Linked DNA regions of Homo sapiens: region 2 is linked to region 1. The links are chromatin contacts, found by Hi-C or POLR2A ChIA-PET in ENCODE. All regions are on one chromosome and are shown on one strand. Each heading gives the region's core, a stretch centred on a gene start or an enhancer-like site at or near the end of the contact. The rest is flanking DNA. Distances are from core to core; before and after follow the strand shown. Region 1 holds the start of RPS4X (ribosomal protein S4 X-linked). Region 2 holds the start of IGBP1 (immunoglobulin binding protein 1).

Evidence for each region. Hi-C counts contacts between places; a loop is a spot of excess contacts on that map. ChIA-PET counts read pairs that join two places held with the same protein, here RNA polymerase II (POLR2A). Pooled maps may share reads with other maps.
Region 2: a pooled map shows a loop between it and region 1 (32-fold over the local background). The contact joins the promoter of IGBP1 here to the promoter of RPS4X in region 1. A Hi-C loop is called at or near these places in 2 of 37 single-sample maps with no recorded cell type and 9 of 50 pooled maps. POLR2A ChIA-PET finds 5 or more read pairs at or near these places in 2 of 52 experiments (CD4-positive, alpha-beta T cell and activated B cell).

The regions. Positions count from the first base shown.
Region 1 is chrX:72,272,790-72,279,533 of GRCh38, reverse strand. It overlaps RPS4X (ribosomal protein S4 X-linked), which reads left to right and starts at 2,286. Exons shown (of 7, transcript NM_001007.5): 1 at 2,286-2,341; 2 at 3,300-3,377; 3 at 3,810-3,990; 4 at 4,384-4,481; 5 at 5,562-5,733; 6 at 6,145-6,302. The coding sequence starts at 2,339. RefSeq lists enhancers at 2,467-2,536, 2,707-2,786.
Region 2 is chrX:70,130,135-70,137,363 of GRCh38, reverse strand. IGBP1 (immunoglobulin binding protein 1) reads right to left here and starts at 3,917. Exons shown (of 7, transcript NM_001551.3): 1 at 3,824-3,917; 2 at 3,229-3,641; 3 at 2,548-2,841. The coding sequence starts at 3,416. RefSeq lists an enhancer at 3,039-3,498.

The DNA of each region.
Region 1 (6,744 bases), core at 1,037-3,536:
AAACGGGCTGTGTGATCTTGATTAAGTGAGATCTGCAGCTCTAACCAGCCATTTCTCCTATCCTCTCTAGCTGGAAAGCACATGGTTATCCCCCCACTCCCACAGCAACTTCTCCACCATTTCTGTTAATTGTACCACCATCTTCCCAGTGCTCTCAGATTAAAAACCTCAGAACCAACTTCCATTATCTCATCACCTTCACCTTCTCTCTACTCCTCACCTCCAATTAATCGATCCTTTCCAATAATCACTTATAACATGCTTTATTGTGGATTGTATCCCAGTTTTAGACAAGGAGGAGTTCCTGCCCTCTTAGTTAATACTGTCTGCTTGGTTAATACTGTCTGCTTGAGAAGAGCCAACAATGTTTCCCTCTCTTGCTCCTCTGCAGACTGCTGAGGGGTAAAGTGGATGGTACAGATAGAGACTTGTGAAATGGAACCTCATGAGTTAGGAGCTTGATCTCATGGTGGGAAGAATTCAGGCACAGGCTGGATGCTCTCAGGGATAGTACAGTAGGACTTGGCACAATAAGTGGGATGCTGACTCCGTTTATTCATTCAACAAGTATTTATCAAGTGCTGGACACAGTGCCGAGCTCTCTGTTCAGTGGCAAGGGGCCTGCCCAGATGAATTAGGGCAGGCTCCATCCTGGAGGTGCTCAGTTTGGTGGAGGCCAGGTAACTAAATTTGTCCTTGCTACCTAATGTGCTGTGTGCCCTCACCAAGTTTGAACACAAGCCTCTGGGGCAAGAATGAGGGATTTACCCTGACTGAGGGGACCACGAGCCCACAGAACCAGAGGGACTTGAACTGTGCATTTCCAAGGCTGAGGTGTGGGATTAGGTGGTACCCAGGAAGGGGGTTTGGCTGTTTGTGGCAGTTCCAAGCTAAGGAATCGAGTCCACAAGCAGTCTTGAAAGAGCTGACTCTAGCCAGGCGCAGTGGCTCAGGCCTGTAATCCCAGCACTTTGGGAGGTCGAGGCGGGCGGATCGCTTGAGTCCAGGAGTTTGAGACCAGCCTAGGTAACATGGCGAAACCCCGTCTCTACAAAAAAATAAAACTACAAAAAATTAGTTGGGTGCAGTGGCGTGCGCCTGTTGTCCCAGCTACTCGTGGGGGCTGAAGTGAGAGGATCGCTTGAGCCCGGGCTGTCTGTCGAGGCTGCAGTGAGCCATGCACTACAGCCTGGGTGACAGAGTGAGACCCTGTCTCCCAAACAAACAAACAAAAAGAGCTGACTCCCTCGGAACAAACTAGCTTGGTGGGGCTTGAGCTTTGAAGTTTGGGATTGGGGAGAGAGAGCAATGGAGCCAGATAAAGTTCAGACCTGCTCCCTTACGGCAGGAAACAGAGGGCCAAGGGCAGTTTCGAAGCAGGATCAGATCTACATTTTAGTTAGATATAACCAGACGATTTCTAATATCCTCTCTCCTCCCTGAGTCTCTATAAGTGCCAAATGCGTTGTACAGGAAGCAAGGGGGAGGATGTCAGAGTTCAAGCAGAGAAGCAAGAGGGGGTTAAAAACGTTGTTGGCTCTTCCCAACTCAGTATGGGCTGCCTGGCTGGCTCAAGGGAACACAAAAAAGGGACAGACAAAATACGTTTAAGAAATAACATTAAATATTTATTAAAATGTATTCTATTGATTATATACAAGTTCTTTGTTTTGTTTTGTTTTGTTTTGTTTTTGAGACGGAGTCTCGCTCTGTCGCCCAGGCTGGAGTGCAGTGGCGCGATCTCGGCTCACTGCAAGCTCCACCTCCGGGGTTCACGCCATTCTCCTGCCTCAGCTTCCCGAGTAGCTGGGACTACAGGCGCCCGCCACTATGCCCGGCTAATTTTTTTGTATTTTTTTTTAGTATAGACGGGGTTTCACTGTGTTAGCCAGGATGGTCTCGATCTCCTGACCTCATGATCCGCCCGCCTCGGCCTCCCAAAGTGCTGGGATTACAGGCGTAGAATCATCTGTACGTGAGACTGGAAGTAAGCTCACTTTGAACTCTCCTTGAGGCCAGGGATGTTGTGTAGCTCATCTTTGTATTCCCAGCACCTAGCACAGAATAAGGCACACAAGAGGCGCTCAGCAAATATGGGAGGAGGAAGGGCGGAAAAAGGGGAGGGAGGAAATCGCCCTTAGGAGACACCCTCTTTCCGCGGCGGTTCCTCAACTCGGGACTTCTGACCTCCCACCAGCAGATGGCAAGAAAGAGTCCCGGCGCGCCAGCAAAGGGCTGAGCTGGGCGGAGCAGCTGAAAATCCGGCGCGCGCAGTCTCCAGCCCCAATTTCTACGCGCACCGGAAGACGGAGGTCCTCTTTCCTTGCCTAACGCAGCCATGGTAAGCCGTTTAGTTAGCGAGCTCTTAGGACGTATCCGCCTCCATCCTCCCCCGGCCGGGGCTGCCCGAGGTTTCGGGATTCCTACTGGGGATGGCCGGGCAGAGGCGAAGGGATCACGGCCTCCGTGGTAGGCCGGGACGGGCTCCAGGGCGAAGGGCGAACGCTGGCCTAGGGTTGGGGAGGCGCAGATCTGGTGCTGCTGTTGGGAAGGCCTCGGTTTCTGACCCGGCCATACGTCCTGATCCCGGGAGAAGCTGCTTTTCCTCCCGGGCCGGAGCCGCGGCTGGGCCAGGAGCTCAGACTGCGAGCCCGAGGTTGGTGGGCGCTGGGGGTGCCCGGCGGAGAAAGGTTTTCTTTGTCATTGCCTTTTTGGCACGGCCTGACTTTACCATACGTGGCCGGTAAGCATCTGGACACAGCATTAAAAAGGCTTCCTTACTCTTTTTAAAGTAAAATTGGTGTCAGCTTTTGGCTTTAGTGTACGAAGGAGCAGCACATGTGTTTGTGCGGATGTCAGAATCTTGTTCCATACGTGTCAAAAACAGACGGTAATAAATTGTGAAAACTTTAGAAACACAGGTAGACTCCTGGCTCATTTCTGTTGCTGTGCGTTTCACTAGTATGGTGTTCTTGAAAGACCCTAACCTCTAAGCAGATACAGTTTCAAACAGTAACATGGAAACACTTTAGCAAGGTTCTGAAAGATAGTAATCAGTAAACGTTCTGAAACATAGTAACCAAGAATATTCTCTGTTACAATAAGAAGGCTTGTTGCAGCTTATGGATCTCACGGTGTTTGTTAAATAACTGTGTTTGTTTCTGTTTTATCGGAACACTATACTTTAATATTGTCCACATTTTGCTGAAGATGAAACTAAACTAAGAGTTTAGTTTCACACTAGGTTTTATAAGCTGTTCTGAAACCTGATTAACAGCATTGCAATCTAAAACTTTCAGGCTCGTGGTCCCAAGAAGCATCTGAAGCGGGTGGCAGCTCCAAAGCATTGGATGCTGGATAAATTGACCGGTGTGTTTGTAAGTATCTTATATAAATATTTCCGTGGCCACTGTTTTTAAGTGTCTCCCAGGACTCATTTGGGGACCAGGCTAGGGGAGGAATATCTATTCTTGGCTTCCTCTGCCCTTGAAGGAGCTATACTATCTAGCTGTCCTCCACTTCCAATCGATTTAATATTTTTGTGCCTCATTTATTCCACATACCACATAGTACATTTACATGGACTCAGGATTCATGTTCTTAATGATCCTGGTCCTCTGACAGGGAAGATGCTATAAAACTTTAAGGTATGAAATAGTTTTGGATGCTTTTTACACCTCCTGTGTAAAAGTCCAAGTTGGGTGTAATATGGACGGTCTTGGTGTTCAGTTAGTGGATCTGGTGGACTAGGAGGTAGGTTTGAGTGCTTTAGTGAATCCCAACAGTGATTATCATTTTTAACGTTACAGGCTCCTCGTCCATCCACCGGTCCCCACAAGTTGAGAGAGTGTCTCCCCCTCATCATTTTCCTGAGGAACAGACTTAAGTATGCCCTGACAGGAGATGAAGTAAAGAAGATTTGCATGCAGCGGTTCATTAAAATCGATGGCAAGGTCCGAACTGATATAACCTACCCTGCTGGATTCATGGGTAAGAAGTTTTAAATACTCTGGAGACGCATATTGATGGCAGCCCTATGGTATCCAAATACTGTCTTGATCATTTTTCTAACCTTTGTAATCTGTCAAGTCTCAGAAACAAAGCCTGACCTTCCCTCTGTTTTTTACTTAAATAAAAAACATGCAAATAATCATGAAACGCTTTTCAAAACTAAATTTCGATTCACTTTTAAATTTTACATGCAGTCATGGGGTTTTGAAATATTGAAGATCTGGCCGTGATCTTTAATCTTCAGAATCCTTGTTGGATTAGAACTGGGAGGCACATGGGGGTTCTTTTTGTTTCGTAGAGAGCTATGGTTGTTGCTCGGCATGAGGTAGTGGGGATCACTGTATGTAGTAACCGGTTACTGCTTGATTTCAGATGTCATCAGCATTGACAAGACGGGAGAGAATTTCCGTCTGATCTATGACACCAAGGGTCGCTTTGCTGTACATCGTATTACACCTGAGGAGGCCAAGGTGAGTGTGGCAAGCAAGCTGGGTCTTTACTCAGTATAGTTACTTTGTTCTAAGGGCCTGCATTGAGTACGAGTGCTGCTTGCAATGAGGTGGGTATTGATTAGTTAAAATCTCATACCTGGAAATATCTAGCTAACAATTCGATGAGATTCTGTCTTACATGTAACTTTTTGTCATGTTATTAAAAGTCTGGCTGATAGCTGTAGGGCATTGATGGATACCTAAAATTGGCCCCCATTTGAAGTTAACTTCCTCAGCAGATTTTCTTTTTTTGTGGTAGAAATGAATTCCAGTTGAACCGCGACTTCCTGGTGTCTCTTAAGAGTCAAGGAGAATGATTTCTGGGAACTTGTTTATTGGGTACCTGACGTAGGAGCCCTTTGCCATGTCTCCATTTGTGGGAGTAGCTTTACTTTGGGGAGGGGAAGGTGTCGATGGAGGAAACAGACAGTCCTTGAGGCACTAGTTTGAGGTTTAAAAAAAGATTACAGTCTTTGATTATTTAATCCAGTTTGTTTTGATGGTTTTACACAAAAGTTTAGGGCTGTTTGGATTATTGGCTGTAAATGAAGGTTAATTTAATTGACTGATGTGGCTCCTAATTTCCTTTTGCACAGCCTTGTTAACAGCAGACTGGAGGGCACGTCCAGTGGGATCTGTGATTATTTGATTTACTTCAAGGATATCAGGGAGTAGAGATCCAAAATTGAAATGCTATGTGAAGTATTTGTTGATTGGATGAACTGGTAATGTAATTGCTGTTTGTGAGACAAAACTCAGTCGTGATGTACAGGGAGCCATTAAGATAAAGTTGAGTTGAAGGGAAGAATTCCCAGGGCCCCATAAGGCTTAAAGAGCCTGGGAAACTGGAGTGGCATTTACATTGGAGGAGTGGAGGGCAATGGTGGATGTTAGGAGGACGAGCCTAGAGAAGGGCTTTATGCAACATACACTTGAGGGTGGAAAGAACGATCAGCGTCACAATTAATCTGCAGCAGTTAGGGAACCCATGGTTCCTGTATAGGGTTAAAAAGTACATGTGAGATGGATTGAATGTGGCTAACCCTTGTATTTTTCTAGTACAAGTTGTGCAAAGTGAGAAAGATCTTTGTGGGCACAAAAGGAATCCCTCATCTGGTGACTCATGATGCCCGCACCATCCGCTACCCCGATCCCCTCATCAAGGTGAATGATACCATTCAGATTGATTTGGAGACTGGCAAGATTACTGATTTCATCAAGTTCGACACTGGTAAGCATCCTCTGTGCTACCTGGGCACCCTCTTTAAGGCCTAGATCATTATGAATTGCACAGGGTCTGGGTATCTTTATTAAAAACCATCTGCTCCAATCGCCCAGGTGTGTTTATAGCCAGAGGCACAAATGCTCAGAATACTCATTTCTTTTCTTTAAATTGTTTGTTTTTTATAGAGGAGGGTCTTACTGTGTTGCCCAGACTGTTCTCGAACTGATTATAGGTGTGAGCCACCAAGCCTGGCCACAAAATTTCTTACGAGAGTCCCGGGAGTCCTAGCATAGGCAGCAGTTCCATATGAGGAAATTCAAATGGGGGGAAAGGAGGAATAAAATTTGTTTGGACCCATCTCTGAGCTGCTTGTCATTTGTTATATTGAGTTGAAGCAGATTATTTCTTCCTGCCTAGGTAACCTGTGTATGGTGACTGGAGGTGCTAACCTAGGAAGAATTGGTGTGATCACCAACAGAGAGAGGCACCCTGGATCTTTTGACGTGGTTCACGTGAAAGATGCCAATGGCAACAGCTTTGCCACTCGACTTTCCAACATTTTTGTTATTGGCAAGGTAAGTCTGGGTTTTCCTTCTCTCTAGTCTGAGGAAATATGTAAATGCAGGTGGCTGCTGGGATTGTAGCATCCAGGCTCCTGGCTGGCTCTGCTGAACCTAGTGCAAAGCCTCTTCTGGATAGGACTCACGCAGAGCTGGGCTGAGTCATAATGATTAGCCTTAGGTACTACTAAACTTTGACTCACTTGAATAAATGGTAGGTGCCTGCTATGCACAATAAACTTCTAAGACATTAATTCTGAAGGGCATACGGTGAGTTTCATAGGACAGCCCCAGAAACCCAAGCAGTGGGTGCTTTTGGTAACCAGCATCTGTGTCTTGCAACTGCCTAGCTGATGCCAAGCACTCTCACAAACAGGCTTCAGTTCTGTTAAGTGAGGTGACAAATGTAGCATGTGCCAAGCCACTATGAGTTGGTGTGTGGTGGGTTTTGATTCTG
Region 2 (7,229 bases), core at 2,668-5,167, 2.1 Mb after region 1:
CACCTTAACCTCAACATGTTTCTATACTAAATTCATACTCTCCCCTTCCCCGATCTTCTCTTCTTCCTCTTTCCCCTTCTCAATAAATTTCACAGCCATCCACCTAAATCAGAAACATGGACATCTTTCCTTGCTGCTTCCTTCTATCTCACCTCCCACAACCAATTGATCACCAGGTTTCCTGTAGATTCAACCCTCCTAAATGTACTCCCCCATCCCTCTACCATTGCAATAGTAAACCCTAGTCACCTTTGTGACTTAACTGGGTCTAATCTTTTCCCTCACTGTTTCCTAACTGCTGGTACAGTGTACTAGCTAAAATGCAAATGTGATCATGCTACTATTTGAAAAGAAACAGCCAGGGCACAGCGGCTCACACCTGTAATCCCAGCACTTTGGGAGCCCGAGGTGGGTAGATCACCTGAGATCAGGAGTTCGAGACCAGCCTGGCCAGCACGGCAAAACCCCATCTCTACTAAAAATACAAAAACTAGCCGGGCGTGGTGGCAGGTGCCTGTAATCCCAGCTACTTGAGAGGCTGAGGCAGAATTGCTTGAACCCAGGAGGTGGAGGTTGCAGCGAGCCAAGATCACACCATTGCACTCCAGCCTGGGTGACAAGGGTGAAACTCTGTATAATAATAATAATAATAATAATAATAATAAAGAAAAAAGAAACAGAACTCTTCAGTGGATCTCAGTCACCAACCAGAGTAAGCTCTTTGGCGTGTCCTACCTAATAGCAGCTGACATTTACAGAATACTCACCACATGCCAGATATTGTGCTGTTTTATGTGATTTTTCCCATTTGTGCTTATTAACCCTGAGATAGGTACACATGCATCTCAACTTACAATAGGGCTGCATCTCAATAAATCCATCATAAATGGAAAATATGGTAAGTTGAAAACGCATTTAATACACCTTATTGAACATCATAGCTTAGCCTAGTTTACCTTCAACATGCTCAGAACACTTATATTAGCCTACAGTTGGGCAAAATCATCTAACACAAGGCCTATTTTATAATAAAGTGTTGAATAACTCATGTAATTTATTGATGTTCCCCTGACTGTGTATTGCTTCTGCACCAATATAAAGTTAAAAAATTCTAAGACAAGCCATCGCAAATCGGGGACCATCTGTACCATTATTACTTAGATTTCACATATGAGGAAAGCTGAGGCTCAGTTAGGTTAAATAACTTCCCCAAAGTCCAACAGATTATAAGTAAAGCTGGATCTCAAACCCAGGTCTCTGACTCTATGACCCATACTCTTAGCCACAAATAATAATAGTTGACTTTGAGTGTTTACTGTGTCAAACATTGGGCTAACTGCTTTATATATATTTCTCTTTTAATCCTCATAAACTACTTTATGAGGAAGAACCTATTATTATCTGAATTTTGCAGCTGGGGAAATTAAGGTACTGAAAGATTAAATAACTTACCACAAATCACAGTGATTAATCACAGTCGTCGAGCTGGGATTCAAACACCTTACCAAGTTCTCAGCAACAAGTTTCTCTTCACGTTCCTCACATCCCAGGCTCTCCTTGATGTGGACCCTACAACATTCTTCAGTATCATTCCTTCCCCCTTACCACCACCCTCTTTGTGTTCTACCATCACCTAATTGCTCATAGCTGCTGTTTTTGGTCTACACATCTCCACCCACCACTGTTTCTTTAATGCCTCTGTGGCTTTACTAAGGCTTTACATACTCTGCCGGCTAATGCCCTCCTCTCCTCTTCCCCTGGATATTCCTATTTACCCTTAAAGAACTCAGCACAGGAGTCACCTCTTCCAGGGAGCTTTCTCCTCTCTCCTGCTCCCTTTGGTTAGGTGCCCTTCCTGTCTGCTCTCATAGTACCTTGTGCATCCCTCCACAACATCAGTTTATATTGATATTCTGTTTCTATGCCCGTTTTCCTCACCAGATTGTATGCTCCTCCAAGGCAGGGACCACTCATACTCACACAAATACCTATACAGTTTGTATCCCCAGTGCCTAGCATAGTTCCTAGACATCATGACCACCCATTAAATGTTGTTTAAAAAACAAACAACAACAACAAAAAAAACCTAAGAAAGTAAGCAACTTTTCCAAGGTCACACAATGAAGCTGTGCCAGGACTAAGATCAGTTCAGGATGTTACACATCTACTCCAGTAGTCTGAACAGAGCTCCTCAATCAGTGGACCATAAAATGGCCTAGCTTTGCCTTTCAGAGACATCTACCCCACTGTACCATATGAACATTGCTATGATGTGATGTGGAAAAGGTTGGGAGACACTCTGCTAAACTACATTGCTGCTGTTGCCAACCATAAGGTAGTAAGGGTCTGATAAGTAGGTATAATCATCTCAACAAAAGCAGAGGCTTCTTGGAAAAACTCAGGAAAGTTTGCTCTCCCTAGGGCCTATGCTCAATAAGAACCAAGAAAGTGACACATACCATTCTGGCCCCCCACCACCCGCCAAGAAAGCATGCCCCTGAAAAGCACCGCCATTGGGCAGGCCTCATATTATAGCTATTGACCCACCTCTGTATTTTAGCCTGTCTTTGAGATGCCATAGCAACGAGACTAGGATAAGCCATGGAGGAATTGGCAGTGTGATTTTCAGCAGAGTTGTTCATGGTTTTGGGCAGCTCAAACTCTGCCACATGATAGCAATGGCACTGAGTTAAGTAGTTTATAAAGTGTTCTCGAGCCCGCTGCAAATGATCTAGACGCTTGCTGGGGTTGACTTGTTTCATGGTGAGGGCTCCTTGAAACGCTGGCACCAAAAGGTACTTCAGGTCGGTGGAAGCAATCTCTTCCAAATCTTCATTTCGGCTGGAAGAGCAAAAAGGAGGCAGTGAAGCCTGACTAGGCATTCAAATTGTGGCCCTTGCTTTCTGGGGGACGGAGTGGGAGGCTGGGCTGGGAGTGGACCAGAGGGAGGAGGCACGGGGAACAGCGGCCAGTTTCACTCAATGAAAGTGGCTGAGGGCTCACACCCAATGCCTATGCAATCAGCAGACGCTAGGAAGCAGAGTCGTAAGATATCAACCATCTGGGAAGAGAGGTGGGGAATGTAAACAATGTACACAAGATCGCAGTGGTAAGTAGGAACGAAACGTTCTCACCACTAAAGGTCCCCTCCACTCAGGCGCAATGGCTCCACCCTTGGTAACCATTATTACCTTCGTTCTCAGCCATTATTACTATCTTCCCCCATACCTGAACAAGTCGAGCTGCGATAACATTTCGGCAGCCTTCTCAAGGAGGTCCAAGCCCTTGAACACCTTCTCCTGGACTATCCGGGAACCGGCGGGTTCAGTCGCCACTTCTACTTCGTCCAGTAACTGTCTACCAGTTTCGAACAGCTCGGGGAGCCGCGGCAGCTGTAACTCGTCCTCAGCAGCCATCTTGGGGAGAGAGGAACCCGGAAGATCTCTTTTCCGGGGTCAAAGGCAACCTTGATAAAGAAGAATTAGGCGAGCGCGGACAAAACCGGAAGAAGCACCTCATTGGTCCAGTAGCTTCACTGTTAACAAAGCATCAAAGGACTTCCGGGAGCCGCTGTTAGCCGGCCCTGGCAACCGTTTCCATAGACTCATTTTACCAGGCAGCCCGTTACAAGTCGTAGGCATCTGTTAAAAGCAAACAAACAAGCAAAACCCTAGGCGCTGTTTTACCATGAGCTCCTCGTCGCCGACACGGGGCTGAGAAGTTCTGTGGGCTCTGAAGCCCGGGTGAGGCGAGGCTGAATTCGGAGCGCGAGGAGTGCGGACGAGCGAGTGCGTTTTAGGAGCCAGTCTGGCGCGCCCCTTACCTCGCGAGTAGCTCCCTAGGTTGAGGAGTCCAGGGACTCTAGCCGCCGCACCACTCCCACGGTTTGAAGATCCGGTCGCTTGAGCGCGAAGTGCAAGTAGCGCCCCCCTGCGGTTTCCGTCCACCCACCAGATGGAGCTCCGGGTTCCTCCCAGCCAATCCTCTCCCGTCCTCTTCCCCCTTCACCCCACACACGCCTACGACCCGTAGGCCGGCGTCCGGTGGAGCCCCCCTCAGCAAGATTGGCAACCTGCAACTCCGGTCACCGCACAGCCGGCTTCCCTTCGTGCACTTAGTTCCTACATCAAATGTTATTTCTGTGCAACCTTCCTTGTCTCTCTACCGCCTTCCACCCTGTGCCCTTCAGCCGCCAAGTCTGGGTTTCTCCTATGCATCTCTATCATGGCACCTACCACGCTGTATAATTGCTAGTGACTTACAAATCTCTCTTATCAGAATGAATTTGACTCATCTTTGCACCACTCTGGCTAGCCTGAGTACTCAGTATCAGTCATTATCTGAATAAAAAAAAAAAGTGATCAGTTTGGAAAGCAGCCAACTTATGCAGAACAGCATTGTTCAGTAGGTAGTTACTAGCTACATGTGGTTACTAAGCACTTGAAAGTGGCTATTTTGAATCGAGATGTGCTGCAAGTGTAAAAAACACCCCAGATTTCAAAGACATTTAAAAAAAAAAGAATGAAAAATGTAAATACTTTTTACATGGACTACATGTTGAAATGATAGTCTTTTGGATATGTTGGATTAAATATATTATTAGAATTAATTGTACTTCTTTCTTTTCACTTTGTAAATGTGCCTGCCAGATAATTTAAAACTATATTTGTAGCTCCCATTATATTTCTACTGGACAGAACTGATGGAAAACATAATTTCAGGACTTCAAAGAAGGGACGTCATTGTTTTGAACAAAGCAATATAAATACATACTGATTACCTTAGGACGCAGCCTGAATTGTCCTAGGAGATTTAAGTAGCAGGCACACTGTCTACCCCTGAAAATAAACTTTTAAACTAGTATTTTAAACTACATATCGTTGAGAAGAAAAAAAGCTTCATTAAAAAACAACTAGAGGGCAATATAGGACAGTATAAAATAGGTGATATGTTGTATTGCACAGGCTGTTGGAAAAGCAAGAAAGGGCAAGTCATCCCATGCTAGGAGTAGTTCAGAAGGCTTCTTAGACATGACATGCGGTCACATAGAAGAATGTCAAAGTTTAAAGGGAACCCCCAAAATCGGAGGAAAAACTTGAGACCAGAAAGGTTAAGGGACTTGTCCAGCCAGTTTGTGACAAAGTCAGTGACTTCTGCGTTCAATTGTTTCTACTCCATTAACCTTCAGTTGGGTAGGATTTAGAAAGATGAAGACCTTTAATGTGGGACAGATTGAAGCCCCAAACTAGAACAGTGCTTCCTAAGAGGGAGAGGAGGCTGTGGCACACATGTAGGTTGAAAAAGCTTCCCAGGTGATTCTAATAAACCTTCCCTTGCAACCCCTGCTTTATAAACTAAGAAGGAAGTGAGGCTTTGGCGAATTACCTATTTGGTTTATCTGGCACCTCTAGTAAACTGACCTTTCAGGGTCAGGCTTGGCAGGGAATATAAAGAAAAAGATAGTACTTGTGGAGGAGACTTAGAAATGTAGTAATTGTGAGAGTAAAGATAATTTGCTTCTCTGCATTTGCTTGGATTAAAACATGTCTTTACTGTTACTTAAGAGGAAAAAAATGTGCACAGTCTTAATTTGGTCTTAAACTTTGTAAGTCATTTTTTATGGCTTTCAAAATTAGTCTTTTTTTTTTTTTTTTTTTGAGACAGGGTCTCACTCTGCCACCCAGGCTGGAGTGCTGGAATGCATTGGCACGATCTTAGCTCACTGCAAACTCCGCCTCCTGGACTCAAGTGATCCTCTACCCTCAAGCCCCCCAATTAGCTGGGACTACAGGTGCAAGTCACCACTCCTGGCTAATTTTTGTATTTTTTTGTAGAGGCGGGGTTTCGCCATGTTGCCCAGGCTGATCTCAAACTCCTGAGGTCAAGTGATCCACCCGCTTCACCGTCCCAAAGTGTTGGGATTACAGACGTGATTCAGTGTGCCCAGCCAAAATGACGGTCTTTATGGGAGATGCCAATTACTTTCAGAGTGCCTGTTATATATTAGAGTTGTCATTTTAAGCATTGCATTTCATCTTATTCTGAAAGAATACCAAGATTAAAAAGTGGTTAGAAAAAAAGGAATAATGGCCGGGCGTGGTGGCTCATGCCTGTGATCCCAGCACTTTGGGAGGCCGAGGTGGGCAGCTCACCTGAGGTCAGGAGTTCAAGACCAGCCTGGCCAACATGGTGAAACCCTGTCTCTACTAAACATACAAAAATTAGCTGGGCATGGTGGCGCGGGCCTGTAACCCCAGCTACTCCGGAGGCTGAGGCAGTGAGCCGGGAGGCAGAGGCTGCAGCGAGCCGAGATCACACCACTGCACTCCAGCCTGGGCGACAGAGCGAGACTCTGTCTCACAAAAAAGAAAGAAAAAAAGGAATAATAAAAACGAGTCGTTTGCTGTGTTTTGTGTGTAAACACTTTATCATATTAAACTCCTGTTGTGCATGGGAGACTTTTTAAAATCCTAGTTTAGGGCACTTAACAATCATGAAAGTATAACGGTACTTAAACTTTTTGTAGTAGCATAATTCTTTTTCCAAAACAAGTTTTAGAGAGCCTGTAATTTCTAAAAGGACTGATGTATTTGAAGAGGATACAAAGAAGCCTGCCAACTCAGCCACTGGCCCATCTTCCTCAACCTGCTCAGTGAGTGGCACTCCAGGTGAGGGACTCAAGGGCTCTAAGTAACACAATATAAAAAGCATTAATCTGGCCAGGTGCAGTGGCTCCCGCCTGTAATCCCAACACTTTGGGAGGCTGAGGTGGGAGGATCCCTTTAGCCCAACTCTGCTACTGAATAGCTGTGGGACCTTGGAGAAATTCCTTCCTTTGCTCTTTCCATACATGCTGTGTGCTACCTGAATGCTAGGCATTGAGAATTCGAACACTACCCGAGGTTTAAGCTCTTAAGGGGTCCATAGTTCCACGGAAGAGACAGGTAAACAAATAATCAAATGTTAATTTGATAAATATTTTGATAAAGGTGTGTTCAAGGTGTTAGAGGAATGGAGAGAATAACTTTGGCCCGGAGGGGCATTCTGTTAAAGGTCAAACTCAATAACATGACTTTAAGATCCTTTCTAATCTGCCTGCTGACATCCTTTTCATTTTGTTCCTTCGTGGATCCTAAGCTGAATCTTTAGCAAACTCTCCTAGTTCTCCAAACCTATCATGTTCTCTTAGGCCTTCATGCATTCACATAGGTGGTACCTTCTGCCTGGAA